Regions from separate parts of the Homo sapiens genome. Here all the other regions are linked to region 1. The links are chromatin loops, found by intact Hi-C in ENCODE. Cell type or tissue: Caco-2. All regions are shown on one strand. Region 1 has its middle 29 kb from the start of MIR4686. Region 2 overlaps SLC67A1 (solute carrier family 67 member 1). Region 3 holds the start of ASCL2 (achaete-scute family bHLH transcription factor 2).

Region 1 (8,000 bases):
GTCCTCCATCACCCACACCCCACGTGCCCTGTGCCATCCCACTCAGGACCTCGCTGCTTCCTTTCTCCCAGGGCAAAGCCCAGCTCAGGGGACAGAGGAGGGGGCCAGTGGGGGCCCCTGGAGTCCCCACAGTCACTGGACTTGGCATGCACGTCGGGGTGGGGACATGGCATGAGTCGTCTGCTGAGGTGGCCTTGAGCCCACCTCAAGGACCCAGAGACCTGGCAGGCGGCACCTTTCTAGGGGCTGTCCAGGGACCAGGCCTGGCCAGTATCTTCACCTGGGATCAGGAGGGCTCCTCCTCAAAACCCACCCCAGGGATGTCGGGTGCATCCCTTCCCCCTCCAGGATCCTGTCCTCACAGCCACTGGCAGGGAAGGGGTCGTGGCCCCTGCTCCACAGAACTAGGAGCTGGGCCTGCCATGTGGTCATTCACAGGCCAGCCCAGCCCCATGTCGTCCCAGTTCTGGTGGACAGCAAGACGAGGCCACCTGGTGCTGGGCCTCTCGCCTCCACAGGGCCAGCATCCCTCCTTTAACTAGCGCTAGGCCTGGCTACTGGCTGGGAATACAACTGTTCCAGCACCAAAAGTCACCTGTGCCTGCAGGGTCTCGCGCCTGGGTGTCCGAAGTCGGCACAGCACAGCCCTCACAGACATACCTAGCCCCGGACCTTCTGAGCTGAGCAGTGGGAGCCAGGGCCTGGCTGGCATAGCTCACTGTCTGCCCTGGGCAGGTTGACCACCACAGACAGACAGCCACAGACCAATGGCCTAGAGGACTGCCAGCCAAGGCACAGCCCTTTGTCCAGCACAGCCAGCACCTGCAGACAGGGACAACCAGGAGTGGGTGAGAGTCAGACAGGCTGACCCGCAGAGGGCCTCCAGCTGGGGACATGAGGGCAGACGTCACAAAACCACAGCATCTCCTGTTTCCCTGCCGCAGGCGTGAGGGGACGTGGTGGTGCGGGGAACAGGGCAGCTAGCGGAGCCCGGGGCAGCTAGCGGAGCCTGGAGCAGGAGGCGGCCTGGGCAGGCCTGGAGGAGGGAGCCCTTCTCACCCTCCTGCCCAGAATACCTAGGTCCTTCCTGGCTGGCCAGCTCCGTCTCCACTGGGCTCCCTGACCATACTTTCTATACCCACTTCTCTGCCGTGCAAGGGAGGCCATGGAGGCTTGAAAGCATAGTCTCTGACTATGTCCCCTAAGGTCGGGCCATCCTCCCCTCCTCAGCCTGGGCCTTCCCAAGACAGGGGCCCTTTTGCTGGAACTTTTGGACAGTCAGGTGACCTGGCATCCACCAGGGACCTCTGAGGCTGAGCACAGAGAATGCCCCACCTCCAGGAGCAGCCCGTTGCTGCAGTGGGCCCTGGACAGAACCCCCAGGCCACAGCTGGGGCCCATCCCATGACTGCCCTGCTGCAGACTTGTTGCTGGGCCACTCTGGCCGAGGCCTTTATAAGCGCCTACTGCATGCTGCCCCACTCTGAATGTGGTATGGCCGGCAGGGTGGCAGGGGCCCGGGGTCAGCTCATGGTGCAGCGTTCAGCGCAGGTGCGCTGTTGGCTCCTCTGATGGCTCACGGGGCCAGCCCTGCAGCTAGCAGGGTGTGAGCCCAGAGCCCCAAGGTGTTTCTGGGTCCCCAGACTCCCCAGTTGCTTGTTTCAGCCCAGCAGCCCCCTTCCTGAGCTGGATAGGACCGGGGCTCCTCCGAGAGGCCTAAGTCTGCATCCTAAGGCAGGCCAGATCCCCCTCCCCACCCGTGTCCCAGCCCATCCTCCACCCTGGCACCTACCCGGGCACACCGGTGAGCACTGGATGGCCGTTCCACCTGGAGAAAATGTCCCCTGTGCTGAGCAGGACAGACAGGGTGTGGAGGTGAGGGCAAGACAGAGGCAGGGGCTGGACAGGGAGCGGGCACAGAACGACCAGGGCTCTGGACAGGCCAGGGCAGAGAAAGCAGTGGCCTGCACAATCTTGCCCTGGTGGGCGGCCTCCGGGACTAAAGACGCTCGCTATCCTGAGAGCTCAGTCAACTCAGGCAGCCAGAACAAAGGGCCACAGACTGGGGGCTTAAACCCTACGCATTCATTTCCCATAGCTCTGGGGTCTGGGCGGCCCAGATCAAGGGGCCAGCAGATGCGGTTGCTGGTGAGAACCCGCTTCTTGGCTCCCCGTCGGGGCCTCCCCAGGCTCACATGGACAGCAAGCAAGTGCTGTGGGGTCTCTTCTTATAAGGATACTCACTGTATGGGGTCAGAGCCCACACTTGTGCCCTCATTTAGCCTTGACTACCTCCACCAAGGCCACACCTACGCCCTTTACAGAACCCCCACGATGGGCCACGGTCCTGTTGGATCCTCACCCTCTTCCCACAAAGCAGACACTCCCAGACTTCACCAAGGAGACACGGAGGCTGCAGAGGTGGACGCATGGGCAAGGCCATCAGCTGGGGAAGGACTGCCCTGGCGTCTGGGCTTGTTGCCTGCCTCCTGGCCCCAGACAGCCTATTCCAACAGCCCTTCCTCCCAGCCGCCCACCCACATCTGTCCACCTTCCCGGGGGTGTCCTGTCATCTGCCAGTTCCTTTTTTCACCCTCGAGCAGCCCCCACAAGAGAGGACGGGGACCACCCAACTGCAGAACAAACCTGGACTCAGAGTCGACCAACAACCAAAGGTCAATTCTCTATGAAGGTGAAAAAGAGATATTTTCAAAGCAACTGAATTAATAAAACAGTCCAACTGCTTTAGGAAGATTTATTCATGAAAGAACTTCTGGGACCCCTCCCATATGATTATGGGCACACTGAGACATGTACTCTCTGGACCCCAAAAGCTCTTAAGCTAATAAGAGATAAGTTGTGATTTAACCCATGCCCATCTGCTCATAAAAGTGGTGAGAGTTAATGGATAGATGGATGAATAGATACATAAATGTGTAGATAGGTGCCTAAAGATAGATGCACAGACAGATCAAAGGATGACGGGAGGAAGAGAGGGAGAGATGGGTAAAGGGATGAATGAATGGATGGCAAAATGGATGGATGGATAAGTGGATGGGTGGATGGATGGATGGATGGATGGATGGATGAGGTGGATGGATGGATGGATAGATGGATGGATGGATGGATGGATGGATGGATGGATGGATGGATGAGGTGGATGGATGGATGGATGGATGGATGGATGGATGGATGGATGGATGAATAGATGGATAGATGGATAAGTGGGATGATGGATAAATGGGTGGATGGAAACTGAGAAGAAAGACCTTTGCTGTATTCCAAACACCATATCCTTAGTCTAAAGACTCAACTCTGGTCCCTGCCAGCTTGGACATTTGCCTGGGTTGACCCTCTTGTAAACAGACCTAACAGACCTCCAGTTCTCTGAAACCCCAATCCTTACCAATGTCAGACTTGGTAGCTAGTTAACGTAACCCTGAAACCCTGGCCCACCTGGGGCTTAGCCATGGTAGGGGGGCTGCCCACTGCTAACTGGGTACCTTCTAAGTCCTCTGCCAAGCATCAGTATACCACATTAAGATTTAGTAGATAAATGGGTGCACACATCTGTACAATGTCTCCCTGTAGGGGAATCTCAGGACCCCGCTGAGGGGATGCTAGGAGCTGTGTGCTGTCCAGTCACTCTTGTCTTCTAGGCCCAGCAGAAAGGTCCTCTACTCCTCTGAAACAGAGGGGATCCCTCAACCCTTCCTCCTCTCCCTCCCCCATGGGGGCCATTAAGACCCCCATGAGTTCTAGACCACATGGTCCTCTAGTGCTTGGTTCATCCCAGGTGTCTGCCAGGCCCTGCCCAAAAATGCAATGTCTGGGCAGCAAGGAGGCTGAGGCCAGACCCCACCCTCATCCATGCCTGGAACCTGCATCCACGTGGCAACCCCTCCCTCCAAACCCAGCTCATGCCAGGGCTCAGAGCATGGTGGAGAGGGTAGCCCTGGGCACCTGGGGCATGGCAGGACTGCCCTGCCTGCCCCGCCTGCCCCGCCCTGGCCCGTGCCTGCAAGAGCCACCTAGGGAAGGCTCCTTCACCTGGCCCTGGGCCTACACTCCACCCAGGAATGTCCTGCACCCCTGGAGTGTGGAGATGAAGGTTACGGGGTCCAGCCTCTGGGCACCGGGACATCTGGGGTAGGGGCTGAAGGCCATTCAAAGCCCCTGCCCCGAAGTCTACCTTCCCTCCTCGCCCCTCCCCCACCCACCCTGGGGGAGGTTTGTAATCTTCAGTGTCATAACCTGTCAGGCCTGTTTGGAAGGGAAGGGCCGCCAGCTTCCTACCAGGGAGCAGGGAGCTCAGGCGTTGGTTAGAGAAGAGGTGAAGCGTGCACAGGAAGCGTGCGGGGCCCCCCTGGGCATGGGGGAGGGGCGCCGGCCGACGGGAGCTTGGGCACGTGCTCACACACGGGACTGGACCGTGTGTCACAGCAAGCCTGGGTAGGTGCAGACAGGTCCGCGCGTGTCACCTGCGCAGTGCACAGGGGCCTCTGCTGCGGACGCAGGGCCTGCCGGAGTGACTGCCTGGCTGCCCAAGATTCCAGGGGTTCCACTCCATCCGGTGCTGAGTGGTGCCCCCCACCCCAGAGACCTGGGACAGCCGAGAAATGGAGGAGAGGAACCCACCCACCCAGCCCTGTGGCCTCCAGGCTTGACTTGGGTGCAGCTGGCAGAGGCCCTGCCCCTCTGGCTGTCTCCCTCCTAGAGGGGTCTAGGAGTTTCAGGAACTGGGGACCGAGGGAGGTCTTCTGCAGAGACAAGAGGGCGCAGGGCGCAGGCCAGGAAACCCCTTCACCTGCAGAGCCATCGGTGTGGGGAGGTCAGCCACGGGGTGTCTTGGTGTCTCAAGGGGGCCTTAGGTAGAGCTGTTCACTCCCTCCTTGTGGCCCCCCGAGGCCCAGGAGGGACCTGGAGCCCATGTCCCAGGAGTGCCCTTGGGAAGGTCAACTCCAGGAACCCTTGCAGCCCGAGGCTAGGGCTCTGAAGCTGGGATGGGCAGCGGGGGCCCTGCAGGGCCCCACAGGCACAGAAATCTCTGTAATCCTGAACCATAAAGGGGCCGCCTTCCCTTTTGATTCTAAATTTTAATAGCAAAATGAAGAGATAAGTCAGCTTTGATCTGAGTTTTATTAGCCTATGCCTTTGTTCCCTCTCTCCTTTAGGGGAACAGACGGGTTTACGGCTGGTCTCCCCATCCCTCTGTCAGCTGCAGGCGGGTGGCGGGCGGCCGCTCTGATAAGGCCTGGTCCCTGCCCCTGTGCCTCTGTGGGGTGCCGGCACAGCAAGCCTGGGACCTGGCCGCCGGCCCCTCCGCCAGGTCACCGGGAGGCCTGGGGGGCAGGTACCCTCAGGTTAGGGGGACTCTGGGATACAGACCCCTGCAAGCCCGTGGCCTCCTATTTCTCCCATCCCACCTCCCTCCCTCTGCCTGATGACTCCCGTGGGTGGGGCTTCTGCCTTCCCAAGCCCCTGTGCCTCAGTTTCCTTACCTAAAGAACAGGGTGCTAATGGAGACAAGGGAGACCAGGAGACAGCTCAGCCAGGGGCCAAACCAGCAGCTATTGCTATGGAGGTTCAGGGAGGTGAGGATGTTGGACCACAGGCTGGGAACTGGCCCTCCAGGGACCCCTGAGGAGAGCAGGCCTGGGATCCTGGGGCTGGGCTGGGGGAGCCGGTGGACTCCAGGGTGAACGCGGTGTTAGCCTGTGTCTGCTGGGACTGGGCCACAAGAGTTCCCAGCTTCAAAGGGCCAGGGGAGGCCTCGGGGCCCCGCCCACCTGTGAGTTCGGGGACATCAAAGGGCCCCACCCAAGGGGCGGCTGGCAGTCGGAGCAAGGGTAGAAACATCCAGAACTCTATCTCCAGAGGGAGCGGCTGGGGTCAGCCCCACCCCTGGGTCCACTGGAGGCCCCCTGCAGTGACCCGAGGCCCCTGCCTCACCCTGAGGTTCTGGCCAGGCCGGTGACACCCCACCTCTCTGGGTGAGGGCCTTGCTCCCAGGGGTGGCTGGGGAGTGGTGGGTGGGGCTTCTGGGGGCTGTGACACAACCGCACTCCACTTAATGATCACCCAGTTTTAACGGGGATCCAGGAGCTTCTGGGGGGTGCTGGGTGCTGGGTGACACCATGGCCCCCTCGTGCGTCCCTAGCCTGGCGGCAGGTGCTCTGGGCCCTCTCCCTGGGACTATCTGCCTGGACGGCATTTTCTGGCCCTTTTAACACCGGGGTCCCTAGCCCAGCCCTGGGCCTTTACGATCAGGAGGTGAGGAGGACCCCTCACCCCAAGGGAAGCCTCACCCTGATGGGACAGGCCTGGCCTCGGCTGAACTGCACAGAGGGGGGGCCCTTGAGAGCTCCCCTGCTACAGCCTAGGTGCCCCCTTCCACTGCCCTGGCAGTAGCAAAGGTCCACAGCATGGGTGGACATGCCTGATGGCAGCCCTACTGTGTGCCAGGTGCCAGGACGCAGCCTGACCCCAGGATCCGGTTCGCTCCTCTCCACAACCCTGGGCGGGGATCCTCTCCTAGGACCCTCCGGAGCCTGAGGGTCAGAAGGTGGTGACATCCAGTCACACGGAGAGGGACTTGGAGTGTCTGTACGGCACCATCCTGTCCCGCTGCCTAAAGGGAGCGCCTGCTTCAATTCCTGCCCCCAGGGCCGTAGGAGCAGGCCTTCCGGGACTCCGTTCCTAGGATCACCGATGGAATTCCTGGTGGGGGTGGGACTCTGCCCCTTCAAGGACTCTAGAGGATTCCATGACAGGGTGGGTTGGGCCTGAAGGGCAGGGGCCAAGTATGGGGGCCTCCCCACAGATGTGAAAGCAGAGGTTTCCCTACCTCCTGCCAGAGGGCAGGGAGCATAGCTGGATGCTGTGGCTGGGGGCAGGACTCCTGGCAGCCTTGTTCCCCAAGGCAGAGGGTGACAAATCACTAATTGGCCTCTGGGGCGGTGCTGCACCTGACCTGGGCTGTCTTCAGGGGCTAGTGATTCGCTGAAAAAAGCCCACATTCTGCCAAGGCTCAGCCTCCACACCTCCTCACATCCCAGCCAGCCATCCTCCCCACCTCCCTCCCTCCCAGCCTCCAGCCTCCCCACCTCCCTCCCTCCCAGCCTCCAGCCTCCCTACCTCCCAGCAGCCCAGCCTTCCAGCCTCCCCACTTCCCAGCCCCTCTGCCTTCCAACCTCCCTACTTCCCAGCCTTCCAGCCTCCCCACCTCCCAGGCTCCCCACCTCCCAGCCTGCCCACCTTCTACCTCCAAGCCTCCCCACCTCCCCACCTCTCAGCCTCCCCACCTCCCAGCCTCTCCACCTCCCTACTGCCCAGCCTCCAGCCTCCCTACCTCCCAACAGCCCAGTCTTCCAGCCTCCCCACTTCCTAGCCCCTCTGCCTTCCAACCTCCCCAACTCCCAGCCTCCCCACCTCCCAGCCTGCCCACCTTTCTACCTCCAAGCCTCCCCACCTCCCTACCTCTCAGCCTCCCCACCTCCCAGCCTCCCCACCTCCCTACCTCTCAGCCTCCCCACCTCCCAGCCTCCCCACCTCCCTACTTCCCAGCCTCCCTGCCTCCTTACCTCCCAGCCTCCCCACCTCCCTACCTCTCAGTCTCCCTACCTCCCAGCCTCCTCACCTCCCTACCTCTCAGCCTCCCCACCTCCCAGCATCCTCACTTCCCAGCCTGCCACCTTTCAGCCTCCCCACCTCCCTACCTCCCAGCCTCCCCATCTCCCTACTTCCCAGCCTCCCTGCCTCCCAGCCTCCTTACCTCCCTACCTCCCAGCCTCCCCATCTCCCTACTTCCCAGCCTCCCTACCTCCCAGCCTCCTCACCTCCCTACCTCCCAGCCTCCCCACGCCCCTACCTTCCAGCCTCCCCACCTCCCTACCTCTCAGCCTCCCCACCTCCCAGCCTGTCAGCCTCCCCACCTCCCAGCCTCCCCACCTCCCAGCCTCCTTTCCTCGTGTGAGTGTTGTGGAGGGACATTGGGAGAA
Region 2 (8,000 bases), 710 kb after region 1:
TACCTGCTCTTCGCCTCGCGCCTGCCCGGAGCGCTCATGCACACGCTGCCAGGTAGGGCCGGGGGGACTGGAGTCCAGGTGGGGCCGGGTCGGGGGCAGCCTGCGGAGGACCCGGGACACCTCCAGGGAGGTCTGCGTGCGCGCGGGGTCTGGCCCTAAGGGCTGGACGGGGGTGGGGGGCGACGTGGGGCGTGGCTTGTGGAGGGGCGGGTCAGGGGGGGAAGGGCCCCACCGAGGGGCTTTCGCCGCTCAGCTCCCCCGCCCCGTCCCCAGCCGCCCAGATGGTCATCACGGACCTGTCGGCACCCGAGGAGCGGCCCGCGGCCCTGGGCCGGCTGGGCCTCTGCTTCGGCGTCGGAGTCATCCTCGGCTCCCTGCTGGGCGGGACCCTGGTCTCCGCGTACGGGTGAGTGGTGGGGGCCGGGGCGGAGTCTGTGGGTCAGGACGCCCGCGGCTGGGTCGGCCCCGCCCCGCCTCCTCTTGGCCTCGGTTTCCTCTTTTGCTCGTGGGGCGCGAGTGGCCACGTGATGTGGCTACTGGGGACGTCTGGCCCCGCGCGAGGCCTAGGCCTGACCTCCCGGGCTGGCTGGCCCTGGATAGGGCCAGGTGATGTCCCAGTGCTGTCCGGGGCGCGACTGGACTGCCAAGCTGTCCACGCACAGCCCCACTGGGACGCTGGGGAAACTGAGGCCCTGAGAGGAGGGAGGCCTCCCAGCAGCCTCCTGCTGGGGACAGGAGCACCCTGGGACTGGGATGCTGTGGCAGCGGGGCTGAGCTGTTGGACGGTGCCCAGAGCACACCTCCCTCTCCGGAGGTCTCTAGGGCTGTGCTGCCGGCCTTGTTTGAGTCCCCGAACGTTCTCCCAGCATTTTCACTGGAGCCTGGGCTGGGGACTGATGGCTGCTGATGGCTGTGAGCAGGAGGTGGAGTGGGGTGGGGTGGGTAGTTTGAACACCTCAACATTGCCCCCAGGACTCTGGTTCTAGAATACAGCGGCAGACAACACAGGCTGAGTCCCTGGGATGAAGGGAATGTGATAGGAATTCCCGTAACATCAGGCTGAGCTACATGGAGCAAAAAGTCACAAAGTAGAACTGGGGGCTCGATGGATGGGATCACTAGGGCCTGTCTGAGGAGGCGGCATCTGAGTCGAGGCCTGAAGCAGGAGAGGGAGGCAAAGAAACCACGGTGCAGAGGCCCTGGGTGTGGAAGCCAGGGGGCCGTGTGGCTGGAGGGAGGAAGAAGGGGCAGGCACCAGGCCGGGGTGCCCTGGGTGGCACAGCAGGGGTGAGAATGGGGGGTGAGCTCCCCTGCAGGGAGACCGGTAGGACAGCCATTGTGCCGGCCGAGGTGGGGGAGGACAGTGGCTGGACCAGAGGGGACCGTGATGAGAGAAAGCAGAGGGTAGATTCTGGCTGGGTTTTGCCAGTGGGTGGGATGTGGGTGGGAACTCAAGATGGCAGTGCCAAGGCCGTGCCTGACCCTGGGGAGCCTGGCGCCTTGCGCAGAGGCCCAAGCAGCCTGGGGTGCCACTGGGATTTGGGTCTTGTTCAGGCCCAGCCTGGGTGCCTGTCAGGCACTCCAGGGAGCTACTGAGTAGGCACCCAGATAAGGGGGAGAAATGGGGTGCATCTTCAAGTGTGGATGGCTCGGAGCCCTGCGCCCCCCAGCACTTCATGTTTCGGGGCTGGGAGGTGAGGAGGGAGCACGTCCTGGGAGCCAAGGGCCACTGGATTTGTGGGGGTCAGGGACCCGTGCCTCTACCGCTGGTGGCCAAGGAAGCCACAGTGGCCCACCATCTGCAGCAGGGAGGCCACCCCAGTGCTGGACCAGCACCACCCCCTCAAGTCAGTGCCAGCCGCAGAAGCCTCATGCAATAGACGGATCAAGGGAAATGGGGAGAAAAGAGAGGGGGTCGGGAAGTCGTGCTATAAATGGGGGCAGAGGTGGGTCCAGGAGGCTATGCTCAGGGTGGGAGGAGCCATGGGGAGGCGCCCCAGGGAGAGGGAAGGGCTGATGTGGGAGCCAAGCACACTGCTGGGAGGGTGTCCCTGGAGGATGGGGCTTAGGGCACTTGTGTGGGCAGCTCTGGTGGGACAGCAGGGACGGCTCACCCTGGGGCCAGGGGGCTGGCAGGTGTGAGGTGTGGGGAGCCGGCACCACCCAGGGCCTGTCTCTCCAGGGTGGCCAGGGTGAGGAAGGGCGTGAGGAGGGCACGGGGAGGAGCACTGGGCCCCAGCAGGTGGCTGAGCTGGGCGGCTGCCATCCCAGGGTGCTGCCCACCCCCAGGTACTCTGCCGGCTCAGGGCCCAGCCGCCTGCTGCCGCCTCCTTCCCTGGCCAGCCTTCCTCACCTATGAAATGGGCCCTCCCCTGCCCTTACTCACCCACAACGATGCTGGGAGGGTCCGAGCTCGCTCAGGCAGTAAGCCGTGGCCATGGTGCTGGAGCAGCTCAGCACACATGCCTCCTGCAGGCCCGTCTACGAGGCCACAGGTCCCCTCCTGTCCTCACCTGCCCTTTCCCCCATCACAGCTGCTGACCCAGAAGACACCACTCATGTCCCTCTCCCTCCCAGTAGCTGCCAAGACGGCCTCTACCTCTGCCCACACCTGCCAGAACATTCCATTCGCTTCCCTGCCTCCATTCATCCCAAGATCTGAGGCGCTTTACAATCTTGACGTTTCATAATCAGACCAGCTGTGACATTTCCTTTGATGGGAGGGGTAACCGAGGCCCAGGAGATGATGAGGCTCCCTCCATGGAGCTCCCCAGTCCCCGTCCAAGGCCCAGGCAGTGTGGGACTCCCTCAGGTTCCTCATACCACACCCAAGACACGGGGTGCTGCTTGGGCACTGTGGCAAAAGCTGGCTGCCCAGAGTGGTGGTGGCACAGGAGGGCTGCGGGGTTGACCTTGTGGCTGGTAATCTGCCTTTGTCCAACCCAGACAGGGTGAGGGAGGCCCACACCTCCCCCTCGGGGGCTCACCGAAGGCAGTGGGGCCAGGTGCCAGCCAGGCTCCAAAGCCTGGTGCCCCATGGCAAGGGCCAGCCCCCTGGCCCTCTTGGTCCAGCTGCCCCAACGCCTGCAGCCTGTTCTGGCTCCTGGCCTGGTGCGGGGCAGGAGTCTGGTGCAGCTGTGAACATCCCCCGCCTTGCAGCCTTCCTGCCCTTCCTTGATGGAAACCGAGGCACAACATGTGTGGGCTTTCCCTCCCTGCCCACCCACCTGTGTATCCCATTCCTCTGGAAGGCCCCAGTCCTGCCTCATCCGCACCCACCTGGGCAGCAGGTGGGAGGAGGAAGTGGACTTGGCACCCACAGGCTGCGGGGGCGGGCACTGGTATAACTGGTTTGGGCCCAGCCTCCAGAGCCCAGGGCTGAGAGGCCAGGCTGGCCTGAGGAGGGACCCGGGACCTGAGTCACTGCACACACGCTGGGTGGGGGGTGGCTCTGTGACTCATGTTCTGAGCCCAGCCCCTCACAGACTGGGGAGGGATGGGGAGGGGCCATAGAGTCCTATCCTGAGCCAGACAGCAGGGAGCCCTGCAGGGTTTGCCTTCCCCAGGTGGACAGGCAGCCACCAGGGCCATGCCGGTGCCATGGGGGTGCCAGGGCCCTGTGGGCAGGACACCCCTGCCCAGCCAAGAAAAAACAAGGAGCCAGGGGCACTGGAGCTCAGAGAGGGAGGAGGGGATGGGAGGGGAGGTGAGCAGTGTCCCATACGACCCAGGGCACCCCAAGCGCTGAGCGGAGGCTGAGGAGTGCAGGGGTGTTTGTAACAGGGCACCTGCTGTACAGGGAAGAGGCTCTCGGGGGCAGATAGATGCAGGGCAGGGGCTGGCAGGCAGCTGAGGGAGCAGCAGGATATGGGCGACCCAGGCCCGCCGCCCCCCCAGCCAGGTGACTCAGCTACTGCCTTAGTTCGTGTACCTCGCAGTGCCCAGGACACTCCGGTTCTTTCTGTTCTTCCCACAGTGGGCAGGCAGCAGGCCCCGCTGAGATGGTTCTGGCCCCGCTGTCCCTCAGGACAGCCCTGTTGAGCAGCAGGCTGGACAGGCCTCCTGCTGGGCCCGTGAGTCACTCCAGTCTCAGAGCCCATTTGGGGCAGGAGGGAGCTTGTGGTTTGGTTGGAGGGCTATGTGTTTGGGGAATGGGGGGACCAGGTACGAGGAGACACGAGGACTGGGAAGGGTCAGGCCAGAGGGGCCTTTAGGACCTTCTGGGGCACGCTGGAAGCCAGACGGCAGCTGCGTTAGGAGTGGCATGGCAAGATGTTCATTTTCAAACATGGTTCTAACTGCAGCATCCTGGAGCACGGATGACTTCTCTCAGCCCTGGGCTGGACATCCAGGGACGCTCTGGACAGCCCCCTGCCCCATCGTCTTGTGAGCTAGGTGTCCCACAAAGCCAGGTCCCAGCTGACCTAGCCTCAGCCCCACCTGTGGGTTCGCTCCTGGCAGCAGGATGACCTGGGCACATGCTGTCACCTTGTGCGTCCCCTTTCAGAGCCTCAGAGTAAGGTGAGGCTTGATGAGGGCTTGTCACCGTAGAACACACAGAAGCCCAGACTTCAGCAGAGGTTCCTGGAGACGCGATTGAAAGCCAACTCCACGCCCTGCTATCTGGGCAGCCTCAGGTGTGGGCTGCGGTTGGTGGGCAGGATGCAGGTGGGCTGCGCCCTGCAGGTCCAGAGGGGCCCCAGAACAGTGGAGTTAGGGGCAGCCGGCAGCTGTGAACCCAGCCCTCATTTGCATATAAGGAAATGAGGTCACCTAGCAGGTAAGCGGCAGAGAAGGGACAGAGGCTGTGGGTCCCCTGAGTCCTGTCCAGTGTCCTTTCAACAGCATCCAGACAGACACTCCTGTAATCCATTCAACTGAAAGAGCAGGAGGAGACAAAGACAAATTAACCTGTCCCCACCTTCCTGGTCGTGGCTCCACTGATAAAAGTGTTGGATGAGCCCCGGGAAGCCAGCGTGCCCCTGCGTCTGGCAGGTCGTGGTGAGGTTGAGGGGGGCTGAGCAGGAGGGGCTGACGGCACCGTGCTAAGGGTGCTTCCAGTCAATGGTCCCGGGGGATGCCCAGGCTGTCCGGCGTGCAGAGGCCCCAGGGCTGGGGCCAGCGTGCTGGATTTCCTTCCCACTCCCGTTTCCCTCCTGGCAGTTCATTTTTGGGGAGCAGGAGAGCTGTGACTGGGGAAGGACAGCCTGCGTCTCCCCCAGCAGCCACCCACGGCCCCTGGCACAGTGGTGGGACCTGACTCCCTACCTCCTGGGGCCCTCCAGGGTCCCCCAGCCCCAGGCTTTCCTGTTGCCCACAGCAGCACAGGCCTTTGGTTTACCCACCACCGCTCGAGGGCCTGGCTTCCTGCCACCATGCCTTGCTTGTCACCAGCCTCCTAAAATAGCCATCGAAGTGGTGCGTCTGCTCCTGTGTACTTCTGGGACATCTGGCAAATAAGGCAGGTTTTGCCCCTGCCCAGCCAGACCCTGAGCTGTGACACGCAGGCCTCTGAGGCCAGGGTCCCAAAGAAAGGGCCCGTCTCTCTGGGGCTGGCCACAGGGGCCAGTTGTCCCTCCTGCGCCATACATCTGTGCCTGCTGGCTGGAGGGACAAGCTGTGGCGCCCGAGCCCAGCCGTTCCCCTTCCCTGGCATTTTCCCAAAGGAAGGGCCCATTCGTGCGGAACCCCAGCAGCCAGAAAACCTGAGTAGCTGACGTCCTGGGCGGTGGGTGCTGCAGGAGTCGGAGCTGCCCTGATGGATTGGCGGGGGCAGCAGCACAGGTGGGGTGGATATGCCAGCACCCCCCTAGACTGATGTGAGCTTAGGGGTCCCACCTCAGAAATGAGGGGTGGCCAATGCCCAGACTCTCTGGACTCAGAGGTGGCCCCACTGACTGTCCTAGTCAGTGTGGCTCCAAGTCCCCTCCTTGCTCTGGCAAACGGATGCAGGTAAGTGTGTGTACAAGTTTGCCCGTGTGTGTGTGTGTGTGCGCATGTGGCTGCGGTGAAGAGGGGCGAGGAAAGTCCTTTCTTTGAACTCCTTGGTGGGGACATGGTGGCCTGTGGCTGGCCTTGTTTTTGGGTGCAAGGGCATCTTCCAGGACCCTGACCCCTACTGGGTGCCTGTGCCCTGAGGCCCTGGCCAGGGCAGATTTGGAGGATCTGTTGAGGTTGGGGCAGAACTTGTGCTGCGTGTGTGAATGGCTCACACATTTGTCCGATCATCTAATGATCACTGCGGTCTCCGCGCAGGGTCCAACCCTGGACCACCTGCCCTCAGGGGCCAGATTCTAGCCAGCTGGTAAAGCGAGTCCTTCTCAGATGGCATGCTGTCTGGGAAGGAGGGCTGGGGCCTCACCAAGAAGGGCCCTTGCAGGCTGTATAGGAGTTTGCTCAGCTGCTGAGAGGAAGGCCGTGGCGGTCCGGCACAGGCCTGGAGGCCTTACAGACGAGCTCAGTAGGAAGCCCCAACTTCCTCCTGTCTCTCCCTGAGGGGAGGGGGCTGGCTGAGCCCCCAGGAGGCAATGGTGACAGTTGGAACAGCCAGCTTCAGGTGCCTCCGTCCCCAGGAGACAAGACCTGCCGATTCCTTCCAGGGGAATCACAGGCCAAGTTTCCAGGTGGGGACTCATGGCAGGGAAGCTGACGGTACAGCCAGAGTCCCAGGCCTTGGTAGTGGCCCAGGAAGGTGGGAAGGTGGCAAAGCAGCCTGAGGGGCACCTCCGGGGCTTTGCAAGGCTCTGGGATCCCAGCCCAAAGCCCCCTCCAAGCCCAGCATGCCCCACACTCTAGAAAGTGGGGAGGGGCCAACAGGAGGGGGGTCGGTTTCTGAGGGCCTGCTGAATGCCAGGCCCACCCTTGCCCACGCTGGGGAGGCAGCATAGCCATCCCCATGACACAGCACAGGTGCCCAGGTCTCGGAGAGCCCCTCCCAGGGACATGCACACCAGGCTTGCCCTTTGGAGCCTCTCCTGACCTTGGCCAGCGTGGGAGCTGCTGTTCCTGGGAGGATCCGCCACCTGCCCCAGGCGCTCACCAGCCTGGCTTCCACAGCTGCTACCCACAGGGGCTGCCGGGGCCTGCATGGCGTGGCGAGGGTCAGGGATGGTGAGCGCCCCACCCATTCCTTCATCCATCACCTAATAAATGTGCTCTGAGGGTCCCAGTCCCCACTCTTTAGGCCACAGACTGTGGGGATGTGGGAGGTCAGATTTAAGCTATTTTAGTGCAACCAAAGGTGCAGGTTGGGGGATGTGGCTGGGGCGCCTGGGCCCTGGGACCCGCACCCTGTGCAGCCGAGGCTGTTGCCCGCAGGATTCAGTGCCCGGCCATCCTGGCTGCCCTGGCCACCCTCCTGGGAGCTGTCCTCAGCTTCACCTGCATCCCCGCCAGCACCAAAGGGGCCAAAACTGACGCCCAGGCTCCACTGCCAGGTAAGCCCCGCCAGGTACACCCTGCCCAGATGCTGGGGCAATGGAAGGCATTGGCTAGGCCTGCGTGCTCCAGCCAAGGGGTACGGGGGGCCTGAGGGGAAATCTGGGGGCTACTCACACCCTCCTGCCTTCCTTGAACCCTTCCCAGCTGCTGACATCATAGAAGCCAAGTGAGGTGTGGTCATGAAGAGGTGGAAGTGGGGCTCCGGCAGGCAGGGAGGCCCAGAGAGGCAGGAAGGCCCAGACAGGGAAGGCGTTAGGAGGGGAGGCCCAGACAGGGAAGGTGCTAGGAGGGGAGGCCCAGAGAGGCCTGGGGAGGACCAGGAGGGACCCCCCCAATGGGGTGGGTGGGCCAGCAAGGCTCCGGAAGCTCTGAGTGTCCAGGGAGAGGCGAGGGTGCTGCCCGAGGGGCACTCATTGGTGGAGGGCAGAGGATGGTCAGGCTGGTCCCATGAGGAGAGGCCAAGGCTCCTCAGAGGGGGTCCCCTCAAGGCTGGCCCCCTGCTGAACGCAGCCCCTTTGTGCCAGGCACGTGGCAGGGCCCATGCCTCGGTGCCTAGGGAC
Region 3 (8,000 bases), 68 kb after region 1:
ACGGTGGTTCATTTGAGCGGGTGATGTTTTTGCGGTTTCCTTTAGAGGCACACGTGAAACATGACGGGTGAAAGGATTCAAAGTCTGGGATTTGCTTCAAAGCAACGCAGGGATGGCGTGGGGGATGGATGGGGCAGGAAGGGCCTTGAAACTGGTGCTGGAGGCTTCCCAGGGCTGCCCTGGAGCCCAGTGCGTCCTCCACCGGCCAGACTGTACAACGGTTGGATCCTGTGTCCACTGCTAGGACCCAGGCTCCACGAGCACGGGCTTGTGTGGCACACGGATGCACCCTAAGTCCTGGCACAGAGACTGCTCAACAAAGGCCTCGGTGCTTTTGTGTATGTTTGAAATTTTCCATAATAAAATGAAAAATGGGAAAATGGGAAAACAAAAATGGCAGCACTACTTACCCTCTGCAGAGTTTTGTCCGCTTCACGCCAGTGGGTGGCAGTCGTTTCCTCTGCCCTGGCCTTCCATCGTTTCCCCCCTACCCTCTTCACCCACCCAACAGCCCCCTGTGGTCCTGGCAGCTGTGGGCCTTTCCTTGAGGTCAAGGTGTGGAGTCCTGGGGAGGGCTCAGGGAGGCCACCGACCCGGGTGTGGATTCTGGGAGAAGCCTGTGGGATGTCCCTCCCTGGGTGACCACGGCAATGTGCCCCCTCCTGTCCCTTGGCCAAGGCCAGTTCCCTGAGCCCTGCAGCCCCAAGCCACAGCTGGTCCACTGACCCCAGTTGAGCCTGGTCCTCATCAGACCAGCTGACCCCTTTGACCCCCGCTACAGACTCGGCTTTGACCTTGGCTGCTGAGGAGCCCCCACCTGGACTGAGGCTGCAGCTGGCGAGAGAGGAGCCCTGAGCTCCTCTGATAAGAAGGGACCTGGCCAGCCTGACGTTTGAGACCCAGGCATCCCGGTAGCCTGGGTGTCCTGTTGCCGTGGTTATTCAGGAGCCACCCACTCTGGGACAACACCAGCTGCTCCCACCTCGCAGGGCTCCCACGGCTCTGTCCCAACCACTCCTTTCTGAAGGAAGGGGTGCCTCTGCGCCCTAAAGAAACCGGGGGAGCCCCACAACCCCTCCCCCACCAGGACACTAAAAGGCAGCTTTCGGTACAGTGAGACATCAAAGCCTCCTAGGCCCTGAGTCAAAGGTATAGCCGTGTAATATCCCAGTGCCAGCTCTCCGGCTGCGGGGAGCCTGGCGCAAAGCTTCCAAGCCTTCCTTGTTCCTTTCAAGAGCCGCTCTTAGAATTCAGGTGAGCGGAGACCTGCAGGGCCTCCCCAGTGCGGGCAAAACCCAAAGCTAGCGAGAGGGCAGCCTCCAGGCACCTCTCACTAACTCCTCCCAGAGGCCGTTGAGGTGGGTCTGGTCAAACCCATTTGCAAGTTAACCCACTTGCCCTGGGCTGCCCAGCTGCCACGTTAGTGGAGATCTGAGCGTGGTGGCCTGCGCAGGAGCCCATGCCCTCAGCCCCACAGCCGGTGCTCTCTGGTCAGACCACCTCAGCCTAGCCCCACACCCAGCACTTACCCCAGCCCTCGGGATGGGTCAGCAGCCTCCAGCCTGCAGCTTCCAAGCCAGCGAGTAGCCCTGTCTGGACAACCCACCAGCCCACCACCTCCTGGAGGATGCCCCCAGCCTCACAAGGTGTCCCAATGGCTCCGCTATCAACGGCCTGGCTGCACTCCAGATCTCACCCAGACCCACCCTACGGAGGAGGCAGCAGGGTTTGAGGAGTAGTGACCACGGAAGTCTGGCCGTCACCTGGGAAGTGTAGGTGATAGGAGCCACTGGTAAACAGAACTGATTTATTTATAAAGTTCACGCTCCCTTGAAGAGGTGTGCCCCACACAGGCTTCTCCCTAGCAGAGCAGCAGTGCCCACAAACCCACCCCAGGGTGGGCTGTCACGGGGGCCTCACGCCAGGGACCCCGCCCCTCAGGGACTGCTCGTGTCCAGATCTTGGCCAGCATGGAAAACTCCAGATAGTGGGGGCAGGGGTCCAGGTCATCTTTATTACGCCCCAGGTCAAGGGTTCTTTGTACAAAAATAGGTCTCCGTTTGCCAGCAGTGTCCCTCCAGCAGCTCAAGTTAATGTGTAGAAAATGGATTCTCTGTGCCCTTAGAAAATCCTCTCCCCTCCGGAAAAATCTCCAAGTGTTGGTGCCCCCCGCCCCACTGCAGTCGAGAAGCTGTGGGGAGGGGCGGCGTCGGAGGAAGCCGCCAGCCCTTATGGGGCCAGCTCCAAGCCCGTTTCCACCGCGGCATTGGTCAGGCTGGGCCGGACGAACGAGGCGGCGTCGGCGGTGCGGGGGGTGGTGGGTGGGTCCCCGGCTCGCTGGGGGCGGAGCGCGGGCCGGTCCACCTGGCGGGCTCCCCGGCGATGAGCGCGCCGGCCGCTCGCTCGGCTTCCGGGGCTGAGGCTGCGGGGGGAAGGTGGGGAACCAAACGCGCGTCAACGCGGGCGCGGGCCCGGGGCAGACCCCGCCCGGGCCGGCCCTGCCCGCACCTCCCCCAAGCGAAGTCGGCAGTTTCGTTTGCTCGGTTGGTTTTGGAGTCTTGAGTCCGTGGGTGCCGCGACTCGGTCTGAGACACGGCGGGGGCGGGGCGGGCGCTCGGAGCCGCGGTGAGTCAGGGCTCCGCGCCCGCCGACTCATTTCTGCCGCCCCGGCCCGGGAGCGCGATTTGCAATGCAAAGTCACCCCGCCTCCAGCACCCCAATCTGCCCCAGGATCCGCCAGCACTAGAGACCTCAACGGCCCGACGGCCGCTCCCCTCCCCTCGTCTACCCCTCCCTCGTCGGCGGCTGAGCCGCGAGGGGAAGTTTTGCAATCCCGGACAAACAAACGCCGGTCTTGCACGGGCTTGAAAAACTTTGGGGGAAATGAAGAGTGAGCGAAATCGAAGCCATCGCTCGGGCCTGGCGCTCGGCTCCGCGGGCTCCTGGGGGCGCGACCCGCCGGGCCTGCCCACCCCGTCCCTCCACCCCGGCCCCCGGCCCTCCCTCCTCCCTGCCTCCCGGCTGTTACCTCATAGGTCGAGGGCGCTCAGTAGCCCCCTAACCAGCTGGAGAAGTCGAGTAGCTCGCGCTCCGCAGGACTCAGCGCGCCTTCGCAGCCGCTGTCGTCCGACGAGTAGGCGGAACGCGGGGAGCCGGGCTCCGAGCTGCCCCCGCGGCCCGGGGACGAAGAAGCGCGGGAGGGCGAGGCGGCGACCGGGGTGGTCCCTGGCGGCCCGCGGGGCGCAGACGGCCGCACGGCCTGCGGCCTCAGCCCTCCCGCCAGCGCGTTGCGCACGGCGTCGTGCTCGGCCAGCAGGCGCTGCAGCGCGCGGATGTACTCCACGGCTGAGCGCAGCGTCTCCACCTTGCTCAGCTTCTTGCTGGCGCCGCCGTGCGGCACGTGCTGCCGCAGCGCCTGGAAGCCCAAGTTCACCAGCTTCACGCGGTTGCGCTCGCGCTCATTGCGCCGCGCTACGGCCGCTGCGCCGCCTCCGGTCTCTGCGGTGGCCGGTCGCCGCCGCCGGCTGCAGCGCAACAGTTCCGGGGACGCGGGTCTCCGCCGGGCAGCGCAGCCGACAGGGACGGGGGGCGCAGGGGGCGCGGACCTGGGCAGTGTGCCGCCGTCCATCGCGCCTGCATCCACCCGCCCGCTCCAGGTCCCGGCGCGCCGCAGGAAGGTGCAGGCAGAGGAACCGGAGGCGACGGGGAAAACTGTGGCGCCCCAAGGGGGCTTCTGGCACGGCGCCGCCAGGCAACTCCCCAGGGCACGCGTCCTAGGTCGTCTGGAGCCCGGGGATAGGAGGCCTAGTGGTGGCAGGCCGTACGCGCCAGGGAGCGTGGGACGCTCGTGTCCCGCGCGTGCGGCCGGACTCTCCCAGGTCTCCGCAGGCGCGGCGCAGGCGGCTGGTTTTTAAATGTATAGATAACCCTCCTCCGCGCCGCCGCCGTCGCCTTTCTCACGCCCTCCTTCCTTCGCCTCGCCCTCCCGCCACGCTTCGCCCTCCCCCTCGCGCGATCACATTCTGTAAGGCCCAAAGCGTGCGCATGTCCCCCTAGCCCATCCCCCGGACGCAGTCCACAGATCCCCAGTGCGCCCAACTGGCGAAATCTGCGAGTTCCCGGTGCGCCCCCTGCTCCCGGCAGGTGCTTAGTGCGCCCCCAAAGCAAGGTACGCAGGTCCTGGGTTGAGCCTTCCCGTACCCCCACCCTAACCCCGCGCGCAGCCCCGCCAGTCCCAAGAGCCGCCAGACCTTCGCACGCGCAGCGCGCGCTGTGGGAGGGAAGGCGCGGCCCTGGCGACAACACGGCTGTTCGGGAGGCGCGCAAGATCCCCGGGGGCAGCACGCGCCGCGCAGCCCACACCCACGCCCCACCCTCCTGGGGCCGAGGAGGCGGGGGCCAGGGTCTCAGCCAATCGTGGGCCACCCGTTTGGCCAATCGCGCAGGGCGCGGCTCCACGCCCGGCCCCATTGAGGAAGCGCGTACGCGTGGCGCGTGGCTCACGGGGAGCATCGCTAACAAAGCTGGGTTCCTGCTGGGCCCCGCCCTGCTCCTCGCCCCCGCGACTGGGCTGGGCGCGCTGTCCCCTAGCGCAGCTATGTCCCGAGCGCGCCCCCACCTGTGCGTTAATCTACTGGGAATGGGGGTGGACTGCGCCTTACCTGGGGCGGGGTGGGGCTTAAGGAGTGGTCGAGACTGAGGCGGGGTGGGAGGTTCAGGTTCCCGGGGCGCCTTCCCCAACCCGCCCCGCTTTCCCCGTCCCTCCACGCGCACCCTGCCTGTGGTTTCCGTGCGCCCCCGGCCTGAGGGCTCTGGGCGGCACCTTAACCCGGAGGGCCTGGAGGTCTGCACCCGACCGCCTTGTGCCAGGACGGTCAGGTCCACGCCCTCCCCCACCGTGGCTCCCTCCATCTGCAGTATCCCCCACCTCCAGCCCGTCCTGCCCTCCTGTTCTCCGTCTCGCTTCCCGTCGGTGCCTCCGGGATCTCACAGCCCTCGCACCTCTTTTGTGACCCAGGCTGTTTTTCTGCACCCCCCTCTCCCCTGAGGGCACTGAGATTGGGCCATTGGCCTGAAGGTCTCTGGGAGCAGCACCCTTCCAGGGGAGGTGGGACGTCGAGAACTTCTCCCTAAGAGATGCGGGGAAATGGTGGGGCCTGAGAGTGCAAACACTGCAGAAATGCGAAAAATGTAGTGTTAACGGAAGAGTTTAGGTCCTGCCTCACTGTCCGGGAAACGCGTGCCCTCGGGGGAGCCTTTGCCAAGCCGGTTTTTCCCGAAGGTGACCAGATGCTCCTGGGCCACTGCCTCTGAGACCTCAGGGAACGGAGATTTTTGTGGACCCAGCTGCCTGGAGCTGCTTTCCTGTTCCGGCCGGAGGAGGTGAGGCCCAAGACCCCTCCTGGGAGCCTGGGGGCAGATAGCCAGTGTTTACTGCCAGCCTCGGGGTGCCCACCTGCTCCCATTACCCTGCAGGATGCTGCTGGCTGGCCCACCTGGGCCCCCAGCACACCTGTGTCTCGAGTACGCCTGGCCCTCCTGCCTTGGGAGGGGCCGGAAGAGTAGCACCTGCCTGGGAGCTGGTGGTCTGCGGTCTCTATTTGGCAGATGAGGAAGCCGACTTGGAGAGAACCCTGGATGTGTCCACAGTCACTCCTCCGCCCAGTGGAGCGATCCAGGCAGAAATCGGGGCCCTGAGTCTGAATCCGGGTTCTGCAACCAGGGCAGATGCGGGCTTGCCTCTGCTCCCTGTCCCTGGTCTGAGAGCCCATTCTTCCCAGATGGTCACTTGGCAAATCACAGCCTGGCATGGATTGTTCTGCCCTCCTTCTGCTGCCTCCCTCCTTCCCCTTGTCAAGGCTGCAAGACCAGGATCTAGGAACGATCCTGGAGCCCTGCAAACTAGGCCTTGGAAATCCCTGCTGGATTTCCACCTCCCGGGCTGGGAGCCCCTCGGTCATCTGTTGCTGTGTAAGGAGCCACCAGGATTTTAGCGGTCTGAACAACGATGTATTATTTCTCAGGATTCTGTGACTTGATGGGTGGGCCCTCTGCTGCTCTGGGTGTGGCTGCATACACCCCGGGGGTCAACAGGGACGAGCGGTACAGCGGCTGGGTTGCTCTCTACCCGGTCTTCGTCCAAGCCCCTCCACAGCTGGTAAGATCTCCGGAGCAGGACCTGCAAGCCCTCTTCAGATCACCCCAGAACTTCCTGTCTAAAAACTGAAGCCTCTCACTGCCCAGGCATGGCTTCTTGCTACCCTGCCCTCAGGCACAGTCCTGCACCCACCTGCGTCTGCTGTGCCATGTCCAGGCCAGTCCCCCCCCACCACCAACACCTCTCTCTATCTTCATCCTCTTCCCAATCTGGTCCTCCCACCGCTGTGGAAACCCCGTCTGCCCCCAAAGCCTAGCTTAAAAATAATTCCCTAGGGACCTGTGTCTCTCCCTGCCTCGGCCCCTCCTTCATTCCTGGGTGCCTCCGGCTGTGCAGCATTTGACACTGCAGCACCCCCCTTAATTCGGAAGCATGCTGTCTCCTGGACTGGTGAGTCTCCACACTATCTGAGCCGTCTTCTCTGGAACTCTTGGCCTCTCAGTCCGTTCTGAGAATACAGCCTTGGTAAGCACGGTGCCCACATGAATGTTTCCAGCAGCAGGATTCAAAATAGCCACATGTCCATCAACAGATGAGTGGATAAACAAAACATGGTCCAGAATAATGGAAGATTACTCAGCCCTAAAAAGAGACGAAGCTGGTGAACCTCGAGAACACGAGGCCGCGTGAACGAAGCCAGACACCGAGGACCACGTAGCGTGAGACTCTCAGTCTATGAAATGTGCGGAGTCGATAAATTCACAGAGACAGAAAGGAGATTCACGGTTGCCAGGGGCTGGGGAGTGACAACAGAGGGATGGGGGTGACTGTGAAAGGGTACGTGGTTTCTTTCCCAGAGGATAAGAACGTTCTAACATGGCCTGTCCTGTTGGCTTCACAGCTCTGTACAACACACAAAAAAACCATTGAAATGTACACTTTGTGGAATGTGAACTGTATCTTGATAAAGCAGTTAGAAGACCTTCGAACATAAGCATGCGGCCTCATGGGGCCTTTGCCTGGGCACCCTGGCACCTCTCCCAGGCTCTACCTATCTCCGACTTCATTCCTGAGCTCTTGAACAGGGGTAAGGCAAACTTTTTCTGCAAAGGAACACGTGGTAAGTATTTTCGGCCTTGACGGTCACATGTCTCTGCCACGAGTCGTCTGCCTTGGGGCGCAAATGCAGGCTTGGGCAGGGAAGAAATAACAAAACTTGCTTCCTGGTCACTGAAACATGAAGTCCAGGTCACACTCACTGTTACAAAATACTCCGAATTTTCAGACTGTGGTTCAATACACATGACATAAAATGGACCTTCTTAACCATTTGTAAGTGCACGGTTCCGTGGAATTCAGTATATTCATGTGGCTGTGCAATCATCACCACCATCCATCTCCAAAAGTTTCTCATTTTCCCAAACCGAAAGTCTGTCCCCATTAAACAGCAGCTTCCCATGACCCTTCCCCCAGCCCCTGGCACCCACCATCCACTCTGTGTCTGTAGATTTGACTGCTCTGGAGACCTCCTGTAAGTGGAATCCTACAGCATCTGTCTTTTTGTGGACCGGCTTCTTACACTGATGCTGATGCCCTCGAGCTTCATCCATGTCGTAGCCTGCATAAGGATTTCCTCTCTTTTTATGGGTGAATAATATTCCACTGTATGGGTAGACCACGGTGTTGATCCGTTCCTCCGTCAGTGGATGCTGGGGTGGTTTCCACCCTTGGGCTACCGTCAGTGACGCTACTGTGGACATGGGGGTACAAATATCTCTTTGAGATCCTGCTTTCAGTTCTTTTGGGGATAGACGGAGAAGCGGAGTTGCCAGGTCATACGGCAAACCTCTGTTTAACCTTTTGAGGGACCACCATGTTGTTTTCCGCAGTGGCTGCCCACAGT

What was found. Hi-C counts contacts between places; a loop is a spot of excess contacts. Peaks named below come from ENCODE experiments on the same cell type or tissue, not always from the same donor. Only the 100,000 strongest peaks of a DNase experiment are listed, where the experiment ranks them.
Region 2: it touches region 1 in a loop (4-fold over the local background); 3 of 110 quality-filtered maps call a loop at or near these places.
Region 3: a loop joins it to region 1, with 9 times the contacts of the local background. A loop is called at or near these places in 14 of 110 quality-filtered maps.

The regions. Positions count from the first base shown.
Region 1 is chr11:2,198,250-2,206,249 of GRCh38, forward strand. No RefSeq gene overlaps it. Among named protein-coding and RNA genes, the nearest start is that of MIR4686, 29 kb to the left of the region's middle. RefSeq lists an enhancer at 6,426-7,024. In Caco-2, no CTCF peak of the experiment used is centred here; DNase peaks (open chromatin) are centred at 4,352, 5,232, 5,882, 6,792 and 2 weaker places; H3K4me3 peaks cover 1,826 bases.
Region 2 is chr11:2,909,305-2,917,304 of GRCh38, forward strand. It overlaps SLC67A1 (solute carrier family 67 member 1), which reads left to right. Exons shown (of 11, transcript NM_002555.6): 4 at 1-52; 5 at 274-406; 6 at 7,318-7,436. Among named protein-coding and RNA genes, the nearest start is that of SLC67A1-AS, 9.7 kb to the left of the region's middle. RefSeq lists enhancers at 2,811-3,514, 4,923-5,624. In Caco-2, no CTCF peak of the experiment used is centred here; DNase peaks (open chromatin) are centred at 2,577 and 3,397.
Region 3 is chr11:2,266,705-2,274,704 of GRCh38, forward strand. ASCL2 (achaete-scute family bHLH transcription factor 2) reads right to left here and starts at 3,884. Exons shown (of 2, transcript NM_005170.3): 1 at 3,029-3,884; 2 at 1,794-2,422. The coding sequence starts at 3,628. The coding sequence ends at 3,047. In Caco-2, a CTCF peak has its summit at 4,116; DNase peaks (open chromatin) are centred at 2,517, 2,677, 3,397, 5,282 and 1 weaker place; H3K4me3 peaks cover 3,112 bases.